2 separate regions of the Homo sapiens genome follow, and region 2 is linked to region 1. A link is a contact called in ENCODE Hi-C or POLR2A ChIA-PET data. All regions are on one chromosome and are shown on one strand. The core of a region is the stretch at or near the end of the contact, and the rest is flanking DNA. Distances in the headings are between cores, read along the strand shown. Region 1 overlaps LOC101928331 (a long non-coding RNA gene). Region 2 overlaps LOC101928354 (a long non-coding RNA gene).

The links. Hi-C counts contacts between places; a loop is a spot of excess contacts on that map. ChIA-PET counts read pairs that join two places held with the same protein, here RNA polymerase II (POLR2A). Pooled maps may share reads with other maps.
Region 2: a loop to region 1 is called in a map of K562, with 3 times the contacts of the local background. The contact joins two enhancer-like sites. A Hi-C loop is called at or near these places in 1 of 168 maps with a recorded cell type or tissue (K562) and 2 of 50 pooled maps. POLR2A ChIA-PET finds 5 or more read pairs at or near these places in 2 of 52 experiments (HCT116 and T-cell).

What each region holds. Positions count from the first base shown.
Region 1 is chr6:14,475,746-14,478,639 of GRCh38, reverse strand. All of the region lies in intron 1 of LOC101928331 (a long non-coding RNA gene), which reads right to left. Among named protein-coding and RNA genes, the nearest start is that of LINC01108, 190 kb to the right of the region's middle. Within about 2 kb of position 1,504, at least 11 of the 41 ENCODE cell types and tissues checked have a DNase peak (open chromatin) inside an H3K27ac peak, as active enhancers do.
Region 2 is chr6:14,709,841-14,712,734 of GRCh38, reverse strand. All of the region lies in intron 1 of LOC101928354 (a long non-coding RNA gene), which reads left to right. Among named protein-coding and RNA genes, the nearest start is that of LINC01108, 430 kb to the right of the region's middle. Within about 2 kb of position 1,519, at least 6 of the 41 ENCODE cell types and tissues checked have a DNase peak (open chromatin) inside an H3K27ac peak, as active enhancers do.

The sequences.
Region 1 (2,894 bases), core at 255-2,754:
CATCCTCACACATGCTCCTCCCTGCCCCTGACACTGACAACCTAGGAATTGCTAGGAGAAAAGCCTGGCATATGTGGGAGCCACCCTCAGAGAAGCTGTCCCGAAGGAAAGGTGCTAACTAGGTGAAGACATATGACTCTCTGAGCGCTATTTCTTAATTCTAATGGAGGGAGACTGTGGCATGGAGCCAGGAAACAGAAAAGGCATGAAAAGAAGAACTAATTTGGAGCTGGCGGGGTGAGTGTTTCCTGGCTTATTTAAAAACATAGATACAGAATTCAAACATGGAAGAGGAATCTGACTACCAGAAGGAGACAGGATGTCAACAATGGAGTCAACAATGGCCAGGCCTGAAGCGATGTATTTTGACACTAGGGAAGCCATATAAAGAATACTGCTTGGTGGATCGGGTGGGTTCATCTTATACTCAATGTTTCATTTCCATTTAAATCTCTTGGAGGCAGAGGTTGAGGTTATTGACTTGGCCCCATATTAAGGAAAAATCATAACCCAGGCCTCCAAAGACCTTCCAGACTACAAGAGAAAAAGTCAAACACATGGCTAACGGGCATATATAAGGATCTTCACTGAACACGGACTTTTGAATGTCTATGATGTAGCAAGCACTGTGCTGGACACCACAGGTGCATTAAGGCATATGCCGGAGTCCCTTCCCTCAGGGAACATCCCTTCTAATTGCCACTTAAACATGGCAAACCTACGGAGGTGTGCCAGGACAAGGGCAGTCAGAAGGGTGGTGTGGTATACTGGGAAGCTCATAGACCACCTTGCTTTGAGTGCCTCTCAGCCGCTGTCTTGCTCTGTGATTTTAAGGAAGTCCTTGAACCTCGCTGAGCCTGCTTTTTCCATCTGCAGATTGGTGATAATGAAACCTACCTTGCTGTTTCATGTTGAGGAATCACTGTGAGAAGGTAAGGCCGTAACAATTTGTCGGAAGGAGAAGGAAGGTCAAAGCTTTGTTGAAGAGCTTTATGCTATTGGCCAAACAGAAACATAGAGCCCTGTGTGTGGTAACTCTCAGGGGACATGGTTGCCTCGTGGATAAAAACGTGAGAATTAGAAGAACAGAAAAAGCCAGCAGGAAAACTCAGAGGAAAGAGTCAGAGAGAACAAGGATGTTGTCTGTCTCCAGCATAATTGTGTAGAGCCTGGGATTCATTGCTAGTGACATTCCCTGGCTTCTCCCTCAGTGTGACGTCATGTGCTCTGTGATGTTTATTGCACTGCATTCCAGGGATGCTGCACAGAGCCATGTCCAGTGTCAGAAACCTTGGAAAATAGTCCTCGGTTTAATTTTAACTTTTTATATAAACAGTGACCTAATTTGAGGAAGGCTCGGTCTGGCCAGGCATCCCCGCTCCCACATTTCCTCCTCTTCACTCCCTCCTTCTGCCCTTAGTCAAACTGTCTCGCCTTCATCTCCCATATGGACTTTGCAAACAAGCAAGGGGGATGTGTGAGCTCAGCTAACTTGAAAAGAGAAGACGTGTGCCAGCGAAGCAAAACACTCCAGCCAAGTCATGCACCTCTGCGGGAGGGAGCCACCTCCTCAGCTCTCATCGTGAAATGTTATCTCACCAGGGCAGATGGAGGTACAGACAGAGGACTCCAACGCAACACAAGCAGCTGCCTGTCCAGAAGAGAGCCCTTTCTCTCCCTCCCAGTCCCAGCTCCAGCTGTATTTTCTTTCTTTCTTTCTTGAGCAAGAGGTCAGGTTCTCTCTGTATGCTTTGTGCAAATTAAGTGAGCTGTGAGTGCTGCCTGCGGCCGAAGGAACTACCCTCTGGTCTATGGTTCATCCTTCCTTCACTCCAACCACCACTGAGGGAGCAGAGCCCTCCCTGCCCAAATGCACAAGTGGGCAGCACCTCCGAGAACACAGAAGAATATGAAACGACCCTTCTAATTACTCAGGTGCAAGCAGAGGAGCTAACCATCCCACCGGGAGCCCACCCATGAGTGATGAATTCCAGTGACTGAGCCCAGTGTTGGGGGCTAGGGTAGAGGAAGAGTCCCTTGTGGACACGGTGGGAGGGAGGGAGGCATGAGGGGACAAGCAGGATGCCCTGACAGATTTTAACCCAGAAGCATGAATCCAGGTCTGAGGTCAGCAAACGTTTTCTGTAAAGGGCCAGATAGTAAATAATTTGTACTCTTTGTGGGCCATCCAGTCTCTGTCTACTTGACTCTGCCATCGTAGGGCAAAAACAACCACAGACAATAAATAAACGAACGGGCGTGTCTTGTGTTCCAATAAAAGATGGTTTACAAACACAGGCGGCTACTGGATCTGGCTCATTGGCTGTAGTTTTCTGACTGAAAGATCTAAAAGAACACCCTTTCCCATTGGTTCTGTCCATGTTTCCATATAGCTAACAATATCCTGGAGACCAGTTTGCCGCCCCGTTCCCCAAACCTTTATGTGCCTCTGATTTCTACACCCTGTTACTCTGTCTGCAAAAACCCCCAAATGCTGTAACTGGCTATTCACCTGGACAGAATGGCCTCCTTCAGGGAAAGCCAGCAGGGATGGTGAATTCAGATTTCCTGATTTCGTTGACAAATTCCTCACCACTGGCAGGAATGGGAAAGATAGATATTGAAGGTGCTGAAACCCACCCCTGTTGTCAGTTCAGGAGTGAGGTAAAAACATTCCTTGAGCAATTTGGTTTAGAATCATAGAGCCTCCTATTTTCTAATCCTTCTCTCTTTCTAGGTCTGATAATCTGAATATTGGCACTTCTACTTTATTCTCCATATTTCTTACCTTTTCTTTTCGTTTTCTGTTACTTCATACATTCCTCATGCTTTCTAGAAAAGCTCCTTAGTCTAATATTGCAACCCATAAGTTCCTTTAGCTATACTCACTCTAC
Region 2 (2,894 bases), core at 270-2,769, 230 kb before region 1:
CTGATTAGAAACCATTTGAGGTAGGGAATGGGGGCTCACACCTGAATCCCAGCACTTTGGGACACTGAGGCCAGGAGTTGGAGACCAGCCTGGTCAATACATGAGACCCTGTCTCTACAAAAAAAAAAAAAAAAAAAAAAAAAAAAAAAATTTTTAGTACTCCGAATAAATGTATCTGTAAAAGGAAAGCCACAGTAATTCAGAGTCATGGTTTATATACCTATTTCACATAAGATGCCACTGTATCTTCTCCTACAATTAATAAGTTGTCTTTTTAGTACAATTCAGGTCTCTTTGCTTTTGGGTCTTAGAAGCCTAATTTTCTAGGCTCTGGCTATCTTTGACTACTAATAATATCATAAAACTATGATAATGATAATAACTCTTATTTATAAGAGTTGATATCAGGCACTGGTGTAAGGGCTTTCCTTACGTTACTGAATCTAATCCGTACATAAGATCAGTGTAGTCAGCATGATTAGTATCATCTCTAGGTTACACATGAGGGAATCAGGGCTTAGAACATCTGAGAAAATCCAGTGACGATAGAGTTTGAATTCAAATTGACATCATTCTGATTCCAGAGCTGATTCTTAGCCATGTCATATTCTAAGTGACGTTGAGATGACACGCATGATCTCATTCAATCATGTGGCTTTAAAATCCATCTATATGATGGGTGAGCCTCAAATTTATATCTCTAACTTAAACCCTCCCCAGGCTTGGGGATGCAACTGCCTGCTGTCATTGTCAGTCCAATTTCTTTCTTTCTTTTTTTTGAGATGGAGTCCCACTCTGTCACCCAGGCTGGAGTGTAGTGGCACGATCTTGGCTCACTGCAACCTCTGCCTCCTGGGCTCAAGCAATTCTTCCACCTCAGCCTCCTGAGTAGCTGGGACTACAGGTGTCTGCCACACCCAGATAATTTTTGTATTTTTAATAGAGGTGGGGTTTCACCATGTTGGCCAGGCTGGACTCAAACTCCTGACTTCAGGTGACCCACCCGCCTCAGCCTCCCAAAGTGCTGGGATTACAGGCGCCCAGCCCCTCAGTTGAATTTCTAACAGGCACCTCACACCTAAGCTGACCTAACAAGCTTGTTCTTGCCCCCTTGCTCTCCCTGCTCCCTCAGTAAATTTGTCTCCATTCAGTTACTCAGGCCTCGATGAAGGAGTCACCCTTGACTCCTCTCTTTCACAGCTCACATGGACACCATCAGCAAATCCAGTGGGATGCCTGTATTCAGAATCCATCCACTCCTTCCCTCCTCCACTGTTGCTGCTCCTCTACTGTCTGTTTTCAACACAGATGTCAGAGTGAGTCAGCTTTTGTCACTTCCTTGCTCAAAATCTTATCTCATTCAGAGAGTTCCAGTTAGTAAGTTATCATCTTTCAGCTCCAAAGCCTTCCTTCAATACTTGATTCTATGCTGGGCCCCTGAACACTGCATTTCTCCTTTGTTGGGCTCCTTGTTGCACTCAGCCAGTAGGGGTTGCTAGAGAGGCTCCTACTCTTTCCCATGGGTATCCTGTCTGCCTGTGGCTCCTGTGTGCAGCACCCCAGTACTGCTGCTTCATCTTGGCAGCAGCAGTTTCTTCCTGTAGCAGCTGTTCAATCTACGTTGCAATTTTTCCTACACTCAAGAACCAGACTCATTGTGCCTTTTTAGGGCCACAGCACTGACTGCCATTGCCCCATCTTTGAGGTTTGGGTTCTAGCCCCATGGGACTGTTTTCTAAGCTTCTAAATTTTAATTATCCGACAGCCCCCTTTTTCTTCTGCCAGCCCCAGGGGTGGAGCTTCCTGAAGTTGTTATACGAAAGACACCTTAGAGTTGTCTTTTTACTCTTTCAGTTACCTGGTTAAGACTTTATTCCTAGAAAATTATTCTTTATATTAAATTAGCCGTGTTAAAATAACTGGTGTGGCTTCTGTCTCCTGGTTAGGCCCTGACTGATGTGCTGAGTTAAAGGTGAAGTCCTTAAAATGGTTTGCAAGGTTGCAAGCGATCTGGCTTCCGGCCACCTCTCCTGTCTTAGCTCCTTCCACTGTCACCGTCATTCCTCGCTCCTTTTGGCCCCTTGCTGTTCTGTAAACACACCAATCCCTCTCCTGCCTCACAGTCTTGGCCCTTTCTGATCCCTTTGCCTGAAAAACCCTGCCCTGCAATTCTACATGGCCTCTCTTTCCCCTGCTTGGGTCTTCCTGAGATGTTACCTCTTCAGTGAGACCTTCCCTGACCGCACCACATAATCCACATCCCCCACTCCCCCCACCCCTGCCTGGATGATTTCTGTCCTTCTTAATCTGCCTTGCTTTTTCCATAGCACCTATCACCATCTGATAGTCTGTTTATTCATACTTGATTATTTGTTAATTCCTGTGTCCCCCTAACTAGCAAATAAACACCCCAACAAGGCAGAACTTTTCCTACTTTAGTGATTGCTACATCCCAGACTTTATAACAGTGTCTGGCGCATATAAATGCTTGAAAAGTATTTGTTGAGTGAATAGTAAAATTGAAGTTCTGGACTGTCAGGATTAAGACTGTCCTAGGCCCGGTGCTAGAGGGAGAATCCTAAAGAGGACGCTGGCCTTAGAGGAAAATGGTAATCATGCTTCCCACACCACATGTCAGGGAGAGCAGATGGCAGTGTCAGCTCACAGTTCGCATGAGTTTGGGGTGTACTTTTGAAGACTGAGTAATGTCTTTTCTCTCCCTTCTCCAAATTGCTATTGTTAGACCTGAAAAAGCCTGTAATAAAATTTGGAAGCTACTGAGTTTATGACATCTCAACTTTACCCTCCATTTCCACCCCAAATGGCTTTTGAACTGACACTGAATTGCTGCCTTATTAAATACCATCCTGAGAACTTTACAGAACATTTTAAGT